3 separate regions of the Homo sapiens genome follow, and all the other regions are linked to region 1. The links are chromatin contacts, found by Hi-C or POLR2A ChIA-PET in ENCODE. All regions are on one chromosome and are shown on one strand. Each heading gives the region's core, a stretch centred on a gene start or an enhancer-like site at or near the end of the contact. The rest is flanking DNA. Distances are from core to core; before and after follow the strand shown.

What was found. A loop is a pair of places that touch in the nucleus more often than their neighbours do. ChIA-PET counts read pairs that join two places held with the same protein, here RNA polymerase II (POLR2A). Pooled maps may share reads with other maps.
Region 2: a map of B cell shows a loop between it and region 1 (11-fold over the local background). The contact joins the promoter of CATSPERG here to the promoter of ZNF585B in region 1. A Hi-C loop is called at or near these places in 1 of 168 maps with a recorded cell type or tissue (B cell) and 8 of 50 pooled maps. POLR2A ChIA-PET finds 5 or more read pairs at or near these places in 1 of 52 experiments (activated CD4-positive, alpha-beta T cell).
Region 3: a loop to region 1 is called in a map of CD8-positive, alpha-beta T cell, with 8 times the contacts of the local background. The contact joins the promoter of THAP8 here to the promoter of ZNF585B in region 1. A Hi-C loop is called at or near these places in 3 of 168 maps with a recorded cell type or tissue (CD8-positive, alpha-beta T cell, HepG2 and naive thymus-derived CD4-positive, alpha-beta T cell), 1 of 37 single-sample maps with no recorded cell type and 8 of 50 pooled maps. POLR2A ChIA-PET finds 5 or more read pairs at or near these places in 1 of 52 experiments (activated naive CD8-positive, alpha-beta T cell).

What each region holds. Positions count from the first base shown.
Region 1 is chr19:37,208,106-37,212,239 of GRCh38, forward strand. ZNF585B (zinc finger protein 585B) reads right to left here and starts at 2,431. Exons shown (of 5, transcript NM_152279.4): 1 at 2,336-2,431.
Region 2 is chr19:38,332,661-38,337,215 of GRCh38, forward strand. It overlaps CATSPERG (catsper channel auxiliary subunit gamma), which reads left to right and starts at 3,170. Exons shown (of 29, transcript NM_021185.5): 1 at 3,170-3,215. RefSeq lists enhancers at 2,909-3,203, 3,008-3,217 and silencers at 3,338-3,417, 3,788-3,957.
Region 3 is chr19:36,052,611-36,056,911 of GRCh38, forward strand. THAP8 (THAP domain containing 8) reads right to left here and starts at 1,675. Exons shown (of 4, transcript NM_152658.3): 1 at 1,525-1,675. The coding sequence starts at 1,607. WDR62 (WD repeat domain 62) reads left to right here and starts at 2,287. Exons shown (of 32, transcript NM_001083961.2): 1 at 2,287-2,538. The coding sequence starts at 2,362.

The DNA.
Region 1 (4,134 bases), core at 1,181-3,680:
GGGACTACAGGCATGCGACACCACGCCCAGCTAATTTTTGTATTTTTAGTAGAGTCAGGGTTTCACCATGTTGGCTGGGATGATCTTGATCTCCTGACCTTGTGATCCGCCTGCCTCGGCCTCCCAAAGTGCTGGGATTACAGGCGTGAGCCACCGCGCCCAACCCACCTCACACTATTAAGTAGACAAATTCCAGGAGCACTAAACATTTAAATACATGCATTTTTTAAAACCCCTAAGGATATTAAAATAATTTTCAGACTATATATTTGTATAGCATTGTGGTGGGGTGATAAGGATCTTATTACACATGACAGGAAACCCAGAAGCTATAACAGAAAAAAACAGGTATTTCTGATTATGTTTCCTAATTATATGTTTAAATAAACCATAAAATTCGACATAAAGATATATAAGAAATTTTTTCAATATGTGATGATAGCTTGCTTGTAATGTTAACTCTAAGCAATCACTAAGCAAAAAAGGCCAAAAAAAAAAATAAAAGAAACTGGAAAAGGTATGAAAATTCAGAGAAAAGGAAGCAAATGGCAATTAACAAAAAGATACCAACTTAACTAAAAGAAAAACGCGTCAGAACAATTAGAGAGAAATTTTCCTTAGAATCATAAAAGCTTTAAAAAAGTAACAGACCAAGCACAATGGATCACTTGAGGCCAGGAGTTCGAGACCAGCCTGGCCAACATGGCGAAACGCTGTCTCTACTAAAAATACAAAAATTAGCCAGGCGTGGTGGCGGGCACTTGAAATCCCAGCTACTCAAGAGGCTAAGACAGGAGAATAGCTTGAACCAGGGAAGCAGAGGTTGCAATGAGCGGAGATCACGGCATTGCACTCCAGCCTGGGCGACAGAGCAAGACTCTGTCTCAAAAAAAAAAGTGACAACATCCACTGTTGGAAAGCATTTAGGCAAATTGCTTTTATAAATTATTGGTTGAAGCTTGAATTGCTATAATGTCTTTTGAGCTATTTAGTCATATCTATTTTTTTATTTTTTTGAGATGGAGTTTCACTCTTGTCGCCCCGGCTGGAGTGCAATGGCATGATCTTGGCTCACTGCGACCTCCGCCTCCCAGGTTCAAGTGATTCTTCTGCCTCAGCCTCCCGAGTAGTTGGGATTACAGGCACCCACCACCACACCCAGCTAATTTTTGTATTTTTGGTTAGAGGTGTTTTTCCATGTTGGCCAGGCTGGTCTCGAACTCCTGACCTCAGGTGATCTGCCCACCTTGGCCACCCAAAGTGCTGGGATTACAGGCGTGAGCCACCAGGCCCGGTCAGTCATATCTAGCAATACACTCAACTGATCCCAATAATATAGTTTTAAATATATAAAGCAGAAACAGAAGAAAGGACAGGTGGACAAATAACTTTTCCAATGTGAGTAGTTTACCTTCCTCAACAAAATAATCTGTGAGGAGATACATAATATATATAACATATGATTAATATCCATAACAATACAAATTAGAGAACATATTACACTCTTTTCATGTAATAGATGTGACATTTATGAAAAATGAGGAAGAACTAGGCCATAAAGCAATTGTTCAACTGAAGCATCACCTACAGACACTAATTGAAACATAAAGTGCACTTCTTTTTTTTTTTTTTTTTTTTGGTGCTCTGTGGCCCAGGCTGGAGTGCAGTGGCAAGATCTGGGCTCACCGCAAGCTCCGCCTCCCGGGTTCACGCCATTCTCCTGCCTCAGCCTCCAGAGTAGCTGGGACTACAGGCGCCCGCCACCACGCCCGGCTAATTTTTTGTATTTTTAGTAGAGACGGGGTTTCACCGTGTTAGCAAGGATGGTCTCGATCTCCTGACCTCATGATCCGCCCGCCTGGGTCTCCCAAAGTGCTGGGATTACAGGTTTGAGCCACCGCGCCCGGCCATAAAGTGCACTTCTAAACAGCTCATGGGTCAAAGAAAAACAATTACTGAAAAAAATTTTTAAACACTTAGATTTGAACAATACGAAACTGCTACACATCAAAACTTGTTAATCTTTATATTACAGGCTGAAATGGAAAGAACTGAACTTTCAACTCAGGTCAGAAAGCAAGCTGATCACAGTCCTCACCGACCACCATAGCTGACCCTACAGGCCCTCAGTCACTGACCACAGACTCCCGTCACTGACCCCCAAACCCCAATCACTCATCCCAAAGAGCCCCATCAATGACCCGAGAAATCCCTGTCACAGACAACCATCAACGGACGTCACAGACCCCCATCACCATGCCCCGAAACCACCATCACTAATTCCACAGACAACTCCTCTATTACTGACTTCACAGAATCCCTAATTGCAACCAACCAAAATCGTCACAGAGACCTCTCGGCATTAAAACGTGAAAATAGTCCTGACGCCAGCGGCGAAATAGCCTTCGGGGACCACTTCCACTTCCGGTCCGACTTCTAGCACCTCCCCTTATGGACTGTTGATATTGCGCATGCTCTAAATTAACTTGGAAGCCAATTTCAGCCCACAGTCAACAGGGAGCACACACATATTTAGAGACATCGTGCAGTTTCCGTAATCGGCGCTCACGGGCAGAGAATATAACCGCGCCCTTATGGTGTTTATTTGTGTGGGTCGCCATCTTTGATGCGTATCGATTCCGTACAGTGGAGGAGTCCGCCTCCTGGAGTGTTGACTAGAGTAAGGCAAGGATTTTCACATAGAATGCAAGACTGTAACCAGTGTGACCACGCTTGTACCCAAGAAGAAGTTCCTGAAGATAGGATCTGGAGCTTTATGTTTTTTTTTGTTTGTTTGTTTGTTTTGAGACAGAGTCTTGTTCTGTCGCCCAGGCTGGAGTGCAGTGGCGCCATCTCGGCTCACTGCAACCTCTGCCTCCCAGGTTCAAGCGATTCTCCTGCCTCTGCCTCCCGAGTAGCTGGGATTACAGGCAAGCGCCACCACACCCAGCTAATTTTTTTGTATTTTTAGTAGAGACGCAGTTTCACGTCTCTACTGGTCACGCTGGTCTCGAACTCCTGACCTCAAATGATCCACCCACCACGGCCTCCCAAAATGCTGGGGTTATAGGCGTGAGCCACCGCCTCCGGCTGTTATATTTACAATACCTAAGTTACCCCTTGGTTACGGCACACTGCAGAAAACAACGATTTACTAGGAGAAACCATGGGGGAACTAGGAAGCCAGGGATCCTGAGAGAAATAAGGGAGATAAGAGGAGGCATCAGGATGGTACAATCTATTTTTTGGAGACACCACTCAGGAGAAGGGTGGACTGGGATCTGAGTTCACTCCTGGGTGAAACCACTAGGCAAGACGGAGTTATGTCACAGTAGGTAGTATCCTGCAGGAAGGGAGGTACAATTTTTAGTAGTTGAAAACACATTAGGAAATAGGGTAGAAGTTGGGTTAGTACAATCCTCTTCTAGGAGATACCATGGAAGAGGGGTTAGAAGTCTAAGCATCCCCTTTGAAACGGCTGGTAGAAGGCTTTGGGAGGTATAGATATTTTAATCCCCTTAATCTCCATCAGCATCCACCCTAGCTAACTCAAGCACAACTATAGTAAGCAGCAACAATAAAAATAATAATAGTCTTGGCTGGTCGTGGTGGTTCATGCCTGTAATCCCAGCACTTTGGGAGGCCGAGGCGGGCACATCACCTTAGGTGGGGAGTTCGAGACCAGCCTGACCAACATGGTGAAACCCCGTCTCTACTAAAAATACAAAATTAGCTGGGCATGGTGGTGTGTGCCTATAATCCCAGCTACTTGGGGGGCTGAGGCAGGAGAATCGCTTGAACCCAGAAGGCGGAGGTTGCAGTGAGCCGAGATCATGCCATTGCACTCTAGCCTGGGCAACAAGAGCAAAACTCCATCTCAAAACAACAACAACAACAACAACAGCACAATAATAATAATAACAGTCTTTAATATGGCCAACGTGTGACTAAAAACACCTGAAGAAAATCTTGCTTTTTTTTTTTTTTTTTTTTTGAGACAGAGTCTCACTCTGTCACCCAGGCTGGAGTGTAATGGCACAATCATGGCTCACTGCAACCTTGACTGCCCAGGCTCAAAAGCAATCCCAGCTGGGCGCAGTGGCTCATGCCTGTAATCCCAACGCATTGGGAGGC
Region 2 (4,555 bases), core at 1,920-4,419, 1.1 Mb after region 1:
GATCTAATGAAGGGATCGAATGAGGCAGGAGTTCAAGACCACCCTGGGCAACATAGCAAGACCCTCCCTGTACAAAAAATTTAAAAATTAGCTGGGTGTGGTGGAACACCAGCTAGTCAGGAGGCTGCGGCAGGAGGATCACTTGAACCCAGGTGTTTGGGACTAGCTTGGACATCATGTGAGACCTCATCTCTGCTGGACATGGTGGCTCATGTCTGTAATTCCAGCACTTTGGGAGGCCGAGATGGGAGGATTGCTTGAGGCCAGGAGTTTTAGACCAGACTGGTCAAAATGGTGAGACCCCATCTCTATTTTTTTTTTTTTTTAAAAGATGAATAAAGGTCGGGTGCAATGAAGCACATCTGTAATCCCAGCACTTTGGGAGGCTGAAGCGGGTGGATCGCTTGAGGTCAGGAGTTCGAGACCAGCCTGGCCAACATGGTGAAACTTTGTCTCTACTAAAAATATAAAAATTAGTCGGGTACGGTGGCAGATGCCTGTAATCCCAGCTACTCAGGAGGCTGAGGCAGGAGAATTGCTTGAAACGGGGAGGTGGAGGTTGCAGTGAGCTGTGATGGCACCACTGCACTCCAGCCTGGGCGACAGAGTGAGACTTTGTCTCAACAAAAAAAAAAAAAAAAAAAGGGAAAAAAAGAAGATGAAAAAGAAACCCCCATCTCTAAAAAAAAAAAAGTAAAAATAAAACAAATTAACTGGATATGATGACTCGCATCTGCAGTTCCAGCTACTTGGGAGGCTGACATGGGAAGATCACTTGAGCCTGGGAGTTCGAGGCTGCAGCGAGCAATGATTGCGCCACTCCACTCCAGCCTGGGTGAGAGAGTGAGACCCCGTTTCTAAAAAAACAAAATAAAAAAAAAAGGGCTCTGGTACATGGCTACTGAGTTTCTTCCCCTAGAAGATGTCACCGTTCCCTAGCCTGCGGGGGTGGGCTGGGGTGGGAAGGATAGACCACCATCATCGGTTCATTTACATAAAACAACTATTATATGCGGTGCCTGGCAGGGCTGGGGGACAACAGAGGCAGAGAAAGCCATACACCCTGCCCTCACGGAGCTTGTGATCCAGTGGAAAAGAAACACCCATTTCCAGTCATGAGTGGCCTAGAGGGGCCAAGAGGTAGGATGAGGGCTGGTCATGTATCACAGAGAAGACCTAAAGGAAGGAAAGTGGTGGGCCCTGTTAAAAAGCATGGAATGGTATTCCAGAGGGCATTACTGAGTCTGCACAGGTCTGGAGCATGCATGGCTCACACCTGACCAAGGATATTCAAGTCGCTCCATGTGACCAGACTGTGGACCACAGAGGTCTAAGGGGGAGAGGGCAGATGAGCCAGATAGAATGACAGGGAGGAGAGTATGAGGGGCTCTGGAAACCGAGGGGTTTGGAAGTTTTCCTGAGGGCCTAGAGGGTCATGGAAGGTTCTAGAGCACTGGTTCTCAAGGTGTGGTCTCCAGACCACTAGTATCAGCATCACCTAGGAACTTGCCAGAAATACAAATTATCAGGCCCCACTCCAGATCTACTGAATGAAAAATTCTGGAAGTAGCCAGGTAGTTACTCAGGAGGCTGAGATGGGAGGCTCACATGAGGCCTGAAATTCAAGGCTAACCTGAGATAGGGTGTTGCTCTTTTGCCCAGGCTGAAATGCAGTGGTGTGATCACAGCTCACTGCATTTCCGTGTATTTCAGAGCTCACTGCAGCCTCAAACTCCTGGGCTCAAGTGGTCTTCCTGCCTCAACCTCCCAGGTAGCTGGGGTCACAGGGATGGACCACCACACTGGGCTAATTTAAAAAAATTGTTAGCAACAGGGTCTTACCATATTGCCCAGGCTGGCCTCAAGCGATCCTCCTACCTCAGCCTCCCAAAGTACTGGGATTACAGGTGTGCAGCACCACATCTGGCTTAATTTTTTTTTTTTTTTTTGAGACAGGGTCTCATTCTGTCGCCCAGGCTGGAGTGCAGTGGAGGGATCTCGGCTCACTGCAACCTCCGCCTCCTGGGTTCAAGCAACTCCTGCCTCAGCCTCCCGAGTAGCTGGGATTACAGGTGCCCGCCGCCATGCCCGGCTAATTGTTGTATTTTTTGGTAGAGACAAGGTTTTATCATGTTGGCCAGGCTGGTATCCAACTTCAGACCTCAAGTGATCCGCCTGCCTCAGCTTTCCAAAGTGCTGGGATTATAGGCATGAGCCACTATGCCCAGCCAGAGACTCCATCTTTAAAACAAAAACAAAAACTCAGGGTGTGGTACCCACCAACCTGGCTTACCCAGCCTTTTAGGTGAGTCTAATGCATGCTCAAATTTGAAAACCACTGGGTTAAACGTCTGGTCTGGAGTTCATCAAAAAGTCATGGCCTGAATCCTTACCTGTAAGGCATCAGAATGCAAATGAAAATTAACTTAATGAATATTTTACTTGAGCCGGGCACACTTCCCACAACAGTATAGGATGGCTGTCCTTGTCCTGTTTTGTAGAGGACGGTGCTAAGCAGCCTATTCATTCTCACAAGGTCTCCAGGAAACCACACTTTTTTAAGGAGTAGAATTTTGGGGTAGGGCCGGGCGCAGTGGCTCACGCCTGTAATCCCAGCACTTTGGGAGGCCGAGGCGGGTGGTTCGCCTGAGGTCAGGAGTCGAGACCAGCCTGGCCAACATGATGAAACCCCGTTTCTACTAAAAATACAAAAAATAAATTAGCCAGGCGTGGTGGCGGGAGCCTATAATCCCAGCTACTCGGGAGGCTGAGGCAGGAGAATCGCTTGAATCCGGGGCAGGGGCGCGGAGGTTTCAGTGAGCCGAAATCGCGCCACTTCACACTCCAGCCTGGGAGAAAGAGCGAAACTCCGTCTCAAAAAAATATATATATATATATATTTGGGTAGGAAGCACAAGTAGGGACCGTGCTTGCTGCCAGAACAACCAATAGAAACTCCTTGAAGGCCTTCCTGGCACAAACGTAGTCTCCAGCACCCTCTGCCGACCAGGCCCCGCGCCCTCAGTGCTGAGACAGCCTCCAGCCCTCGGTGCCTTAGGGGTTGCGCGTCACCTTGGAGACCGCGTGAGAGGAGGGCGTGCCTCTGCAAAGGCGGAAGTCGGCTGTGGAAGTGTGGGCGGCCATTTTGAGACCGGGCAAGAGGGGCGGGACTGGTGCGGCCGAGTGACAGTTGACCGGTTTTAACCAAGTGACTGGTACCACGGGGCCGGGGAAAAAGCTGTGCCATCCAGGGGCGGGGGGATGCCGGGGACGGGGAGGAACTAGGAAGGGGAGGGGAAGGGGAAGGCGAGAAGGGGAGAGGCAGGGGAAAGAGGGGAAGAGTCGTGGGAGCTGGGAGAGGAGGGAAAGAGGGGAAGAGTCGTGGGAGCTGGCAGAGGAGGGAAAGGGGGAGCCGAACGTGAAGGGCGAAGGGCGGGGCGGGGCAGGAGAGTCGGGGTATAGAGCAGGCAGGTGTTAATGGCATGGGAAGGAAGAGTAAGAAGTGGGGCAAGAAGGTGTCGCGGTACGAGGGGAAGGTGAGACTCAAGAAGGTGCCGGCTAAGAAGCTGGTGCCGGCGTGGAAGGAGAAGGTGTGGGGCGAGGAAACAACGAAGGGCGAGGAAAGATCCCGAGGCGAAGAGACAGTTTTCATCGAGAAGGGGCAGGGCGAGGAGGAGGGGCGTTACCAGAGGGCGGGACGGGGCGACGGGCCCGCGCGGGAAGAACCAATCGCCGAGAACCCGGGGAAGGAACGGGTCCATAAAGACCAAGTGGAGGAGTAGGGGCGCGGTCAGGAGCGGAAGCAGAGTGAGGAGCAAGCCCCGGGCGAGAAACGGGGGCCCGGCCGGGAGCAAGAGCAGGGGCGGGGCCGGGAGCAAGAGCAGGGGCGGGGCCCGGAGACGGGCGAGACCAGGTACAGTACCCAGCCCCTGGGCAGACCCCGAGCGAGGAGAAAGCGGCGATACCAAGAGAAGTGCGAGGGTGGGGCAAGAGGTTGGGGCACAGCCGGGTGGAAGTACACGGGTGCGATCGCAGGCAGAAGCAGTACGGGGGAACTTAAGAGGGGGACTGTCAAAGCGAGAAATAGAAACCAAGACCAGGTGAAGAGCAAGAGTGGAATACAGGGAGGGGGCGGAATAAGGAGCAAGGTGAGGATAAAGTTAAAGGAAGAGACGTGGAGGCGGCGGGGCGGAACGAGGCGGAGGAGCAGGGGTGTGGCCAGAAACATTAGTAGGGCTGGGGCCCGGAGCAATAGCAGAGGTGCGATACCCACGAGGGTCGGGGGCAGGGCCAGGAGCAAGAGCAGGGGCGGGACCAGGAGCAAGTGCAGAGGCGGAGCCAGGAACAAGAGCAGAGGCGGGGCTAAAAGTCCGTGCGGGGGCAGGGCCAGGAGCAAGAGCAGGGGCGGGACCAAGAGCAAGTGCAGGGGCGGGGCCAGGAGCAAGAGCCGGGGCGTGGCCAGGAGCAAGTGCTGTGAGAGGCGCAGAAGCGAGGTGGAATCTTAAAAGTGGGCTCCAGAGAGCTGTCCGGCGCGTGGGTGTTGACTCCTGCGTTC
Region 3 (4,301 bases), core at 425-2,924, 1.2 Mb before region 1:
TCAATATCAGGTCCGGATGGTGAAGTGGGCCCAGGGTTTGTCTTCTCAGATGCAATAAAGTTTACATAGATGTAGAATATTGTGTCCTTATCTGAAGCTCCAAACCTGGATTGTAAATAGGGACTGCTTTTCTGTGTCAAAGTGACTTAGCTCCTCCAAGCAAAAGTGAGATGTTTCATTCTTACTTGATGTGATTTCAAACAGCAAAGTTTGTGATCATCTCTGACTTTAGACAACCAAAGTTTCCTACTAAGAAAGCAGTAGACACTCAAAGGATGGGAATTCTGCCACTTTACATCTGCAGTATGTCCAAGAGAAATATTTTTTCCTGGCTGGGTGCAGTGGCTCACGCCTGTAATCCAAGCACTTTGGGAGGCCGAGGCAGGAGGACTGCTTGTGCCCAGGAGTTTGAGACTAGACTGGACAACATAGGGTGATCCCATCTCTCTCTTTAAAAACAAAATTTTTTTTTTTGAGACGGAGTCTCACTCTTGTTGCCCACGCTGGATTGCAGTGGCCTCATCTTGGCTCACTGCAACCTCTGCCTTCTGGATTCATGCGATTCTCCTGCCTCAGCCCACGGAGTAGCTGGAATTACACGCATGAGCCACCACGCCCATCTAATTTTTGTATTTTTAGTAGACACGGGGTTTCACCATGTTGGCCAGGCTGGTCTCGAACTCCTGACCTCAGGTGATCTGCCCGCCTCGGCCTCCCAAAGTGCTGGGATTACAGGCGTGAGCCACCAAGCCTGGCAAAAAAAAAAAAAAAAAAAAAAAAAAAAAAAAATTTAAATTATCCAGGCATGGTGGCGCGTGCCTCTGGTCCCAGCTACTTGGTAGGGTGAGGTGGGAGGATCACTTGAGCCCGGGAGGTCGAGGTTGCAGTGAGCTGTGATCGTTCCACTGCATTCCAGCCTGGGCGACAAAGCGATCTTGTCTCAAAAAAAAAAAAAAAAAAAAGCAAAGAAATGTTTTTTCCTAGTAATTCTTCCACCAACTGGCTTATGTCAGCCAGATAAATAAGGAGACAGATCTTTTACAGTCGAAGCTAATTCTGACTTTCCCAAGTATGACGAAAGAGGTAAGGATGACATTTTTTAAACCTAAGCAACAAGAAGAATGAAGCACGCTACTAAGATAAGACAGACTGGAAGGTTTTGGGGAGACACGATCGCAAGCTCAGTTTCGGATGCTCTGAGTTTCAGATGGCTCAAATGCGTGGGGAGGGCAAGTGGGCATCTGCAGGCTCTCTAACAGCCTGCACCGACTTCACTTCTTACATCCCTTTCACTCTTCGGCTCGCTTCGCTCGCTATCTGTAGTCAATCGTCTACTCCTGTTTCCCACGCCTGCACCTTTGTATGTGCAATGGACACTGCCAGGAAGGCCATCTCCTCATGGTTTAACCCCACTTCCTAACACCCTCAAGCAAGACCAGAAGCCCCGCACAGCAGCACTAATGCTCGGGCCCCACCCCTCTCAGGGTCCCGCCTCCCTCAAGCCCCGCCCCGCGCTGCGCTCACTTGTAGAAGCTCACAGGGCGGTTGTCTGCACCCAGGCGGCCCGCAGTGTTGGAGCAGTTCGGCGCCCTGCAGTACTTGGGCATGGCTATCCAGCCCCCGCTGAGTTTTGCCGGGTCAGCGGCTGCACTTTGGTTCTCGCGGAGCGCCGCCTAACCCCGCCCCACCCGCGCTCGCCGCCTGCCTCACGTGACGTCCGTGGAGTCTCGTCACGTACCGGGGAGAGAGCTGAGAGCGCCTGCCTACTAGGCGCCCCTCCACAGTGCCACAGTCCCGCCCTCGTCACGTGACGAATGGGCCATAGCGAGTACTGTGCACCTGCGCAAAGCCGGCCCTTCGTCACCCCGACTTTCATCACGTGTTGGGGGGAAGGGCGGCGTCACGGCGTTTCTGAGCCTGCGCCAACCAAATCAACTGGCTAGTCAATCTCTTACGGCTCCACCCTACGCCTACATCCGGGCAACCGTTGGGGCGCACATAGTTCCTCTAGGTGGCGGCAAAAACCGAGGTGAGGCGGCCGTGGCCTTAGCCTCGTAAAAATTAAAACCTGTATGTTTCAGCGAATAATGAAAACGCAGTCTGGATGAAAGACCCCATGACGCTTAATCAGGCATCCAGTACACTGGCTGTGGCCCCGCCCCGCCAGGCACTCGCTCCGCCTCTTCGCCCCCATTGGTTCTAAGCGCCGCCCGGCATCCCTGCGATTGGCTAGGCCGGGCCCGTCGCGTCCAATAGGCGGTGGCGCCGGCTTTCCCGCGGCTGTTCGCTGTTCCAGTGGGTCGTGGCGGTGGCGGCAGCGGCGGTTAGGGGATGTAACGGTCGCCCGCCTCCGGCGTGACGATGGCGGCCGTAGGGTCCGGAGGCTATGCGCGGAACGATGCAGGGGAGAAGCTGCCCTCTGTCATGGCGGGAGTTCCGGCGCGGAGGGGCCAGTCCTCCCCGCCCCCCGCCCCACCAATCTGCCTACGGCGGCGGACGCGACTCTCGACGGCCTCCGAGGAGACGGTGCAGAACCGGGTGAGAAGCTGCTCGCCATGTCTACCCCAGTTCCAGGCTTCCTAGGTTTCCCCTAGTCCCGTCCTGAGAACTGTGGCCCCGACATCAGCCCCCGGCCAGTCCCCTCAGGTTGTTCCCTGCCATGCCTCGTCCCCTAACCCCCGCCCCTTTAGCCACGGCCCCTCCCACTTTCTCCTCGCTGCTTTCCCGGCTCCACCCTCAGCGTTGGAGCAATTCGGGGGTTCCTCGCTGGTTCCCACCCGTGGAAATGCATTTTGCTTCTGTAAATCACAGCCTAGTCCTGCTATATTTTAACCCCCGTTCTATCGCCTTTAGACGTCACGATCATAGCTCACTGCAGCCTCACTGCCCTGGCCCCCGCTGAGTCATTAAGGTCCCTTCGAGGGTTCGGTCCAGAGTGTTACCTGCCCCAACTCTTCCTCGCTTCTACCCCGCCTTCTCTCACCTTCTGCGATCTCTATCCTTTTTCCTCACCAAGGTGGGATTCTTAATCCATATTGTCACTCAAAACTATGAGAAAGACGTGAGAAGTTATTTATAAAATCTCTGCAGTGCTGCCTGGGGAGGAGGGCGTACAGAACAGTTCCCTAAATCCTGAGACAGAAAAATGGAAAGAAATGATTTCACAGTAGGTAGAAGGAATTCCATTAGCACAGCGGCAATTAAAAAAATTGTTTTCCAGCTGTGTAGGCACAAAATCTGTTTTTATAAAATGGAGATGATAAGAACCATACTACTGGTAGGGCGCGGTAGCTCACGTCTGTAATCCCAGCACTTTGGGAGGCCAAGGTGGGCTGTTCACCTGAGATCAGTTCAAGACCAGCCTGGCCAACATGGTGAAACCCGTCTCTACAAAAAGTAGAAAAATTAGCCCGGCATGCTAGCGCGCGCCTGTAATCCCAGCTACTCAGGAGGCTGAGGCGGGAGAAATCGCTTGAACCTGGGAGGCGGAGGTTGCAGTGAGCTGAGGTCATGCCACTGCACTCCAGCCTGGGCGACAGAGTGAGACTCTGTCTCAAAATAAATAAATAAATAAATTATACTATTGCATTGGAGGGAAATGAAATTTTAATTGTGATCTTCTTGGCACGGAGTCCAGATAAAGGGAGGATACCTGGTAGCTGCTGGTGGAGCTTGTTCCTGCCCCATGACTTTCTCCTGCACTGTGATTATACCGCCCACTCCTGGCTACAGGGCTCTGGCTGTACCTCCCATGTGCTCTCTGTCACCAAGGTTCAGTCACACTGGCCTGCTTTTGGTTTTCCTGAGGCTCCATATTCTTTTCTGCCTCCTGGCCTTTGTGATTGGTGAGTCCTCAGCCTGGGCTTTTTGCTGCAATCTGCCTGTCTGGCTCCTTCCCATCCTTCAAGTCTCAGCCTGAATGTCGCTATCTTGAAAGGCCTTCTCGAACCCCATTCTAAAGCAAACAGCCACCTTCATCTGTCACCCAGCACCCTATACTTCATAGCCTTTATCTTATATGTTCCTGAAAGTGCCCTTTGAGCTATTAAACTACATATAACAATAGCAAATTCAGAGAGGCGTTATAGCAAAGTGGCTAAGAGCACAGACTGCTGCTGATGGTATGGTTGGACCCAGGCAGCCTGAGCTTAAACTTTAGTCCTGTTCTTCCTGGCAGGTTATGAACTTCGCTTTTTCTTTTCTTTTTTTTTTTTTTTGAGATGGGGTCTTACTCTGTCATCCAGGCTGTAGTGCACTGGGTTGATCTCGGCTCACTGCAGTCTCAGCCTCCCTGGGCTCAG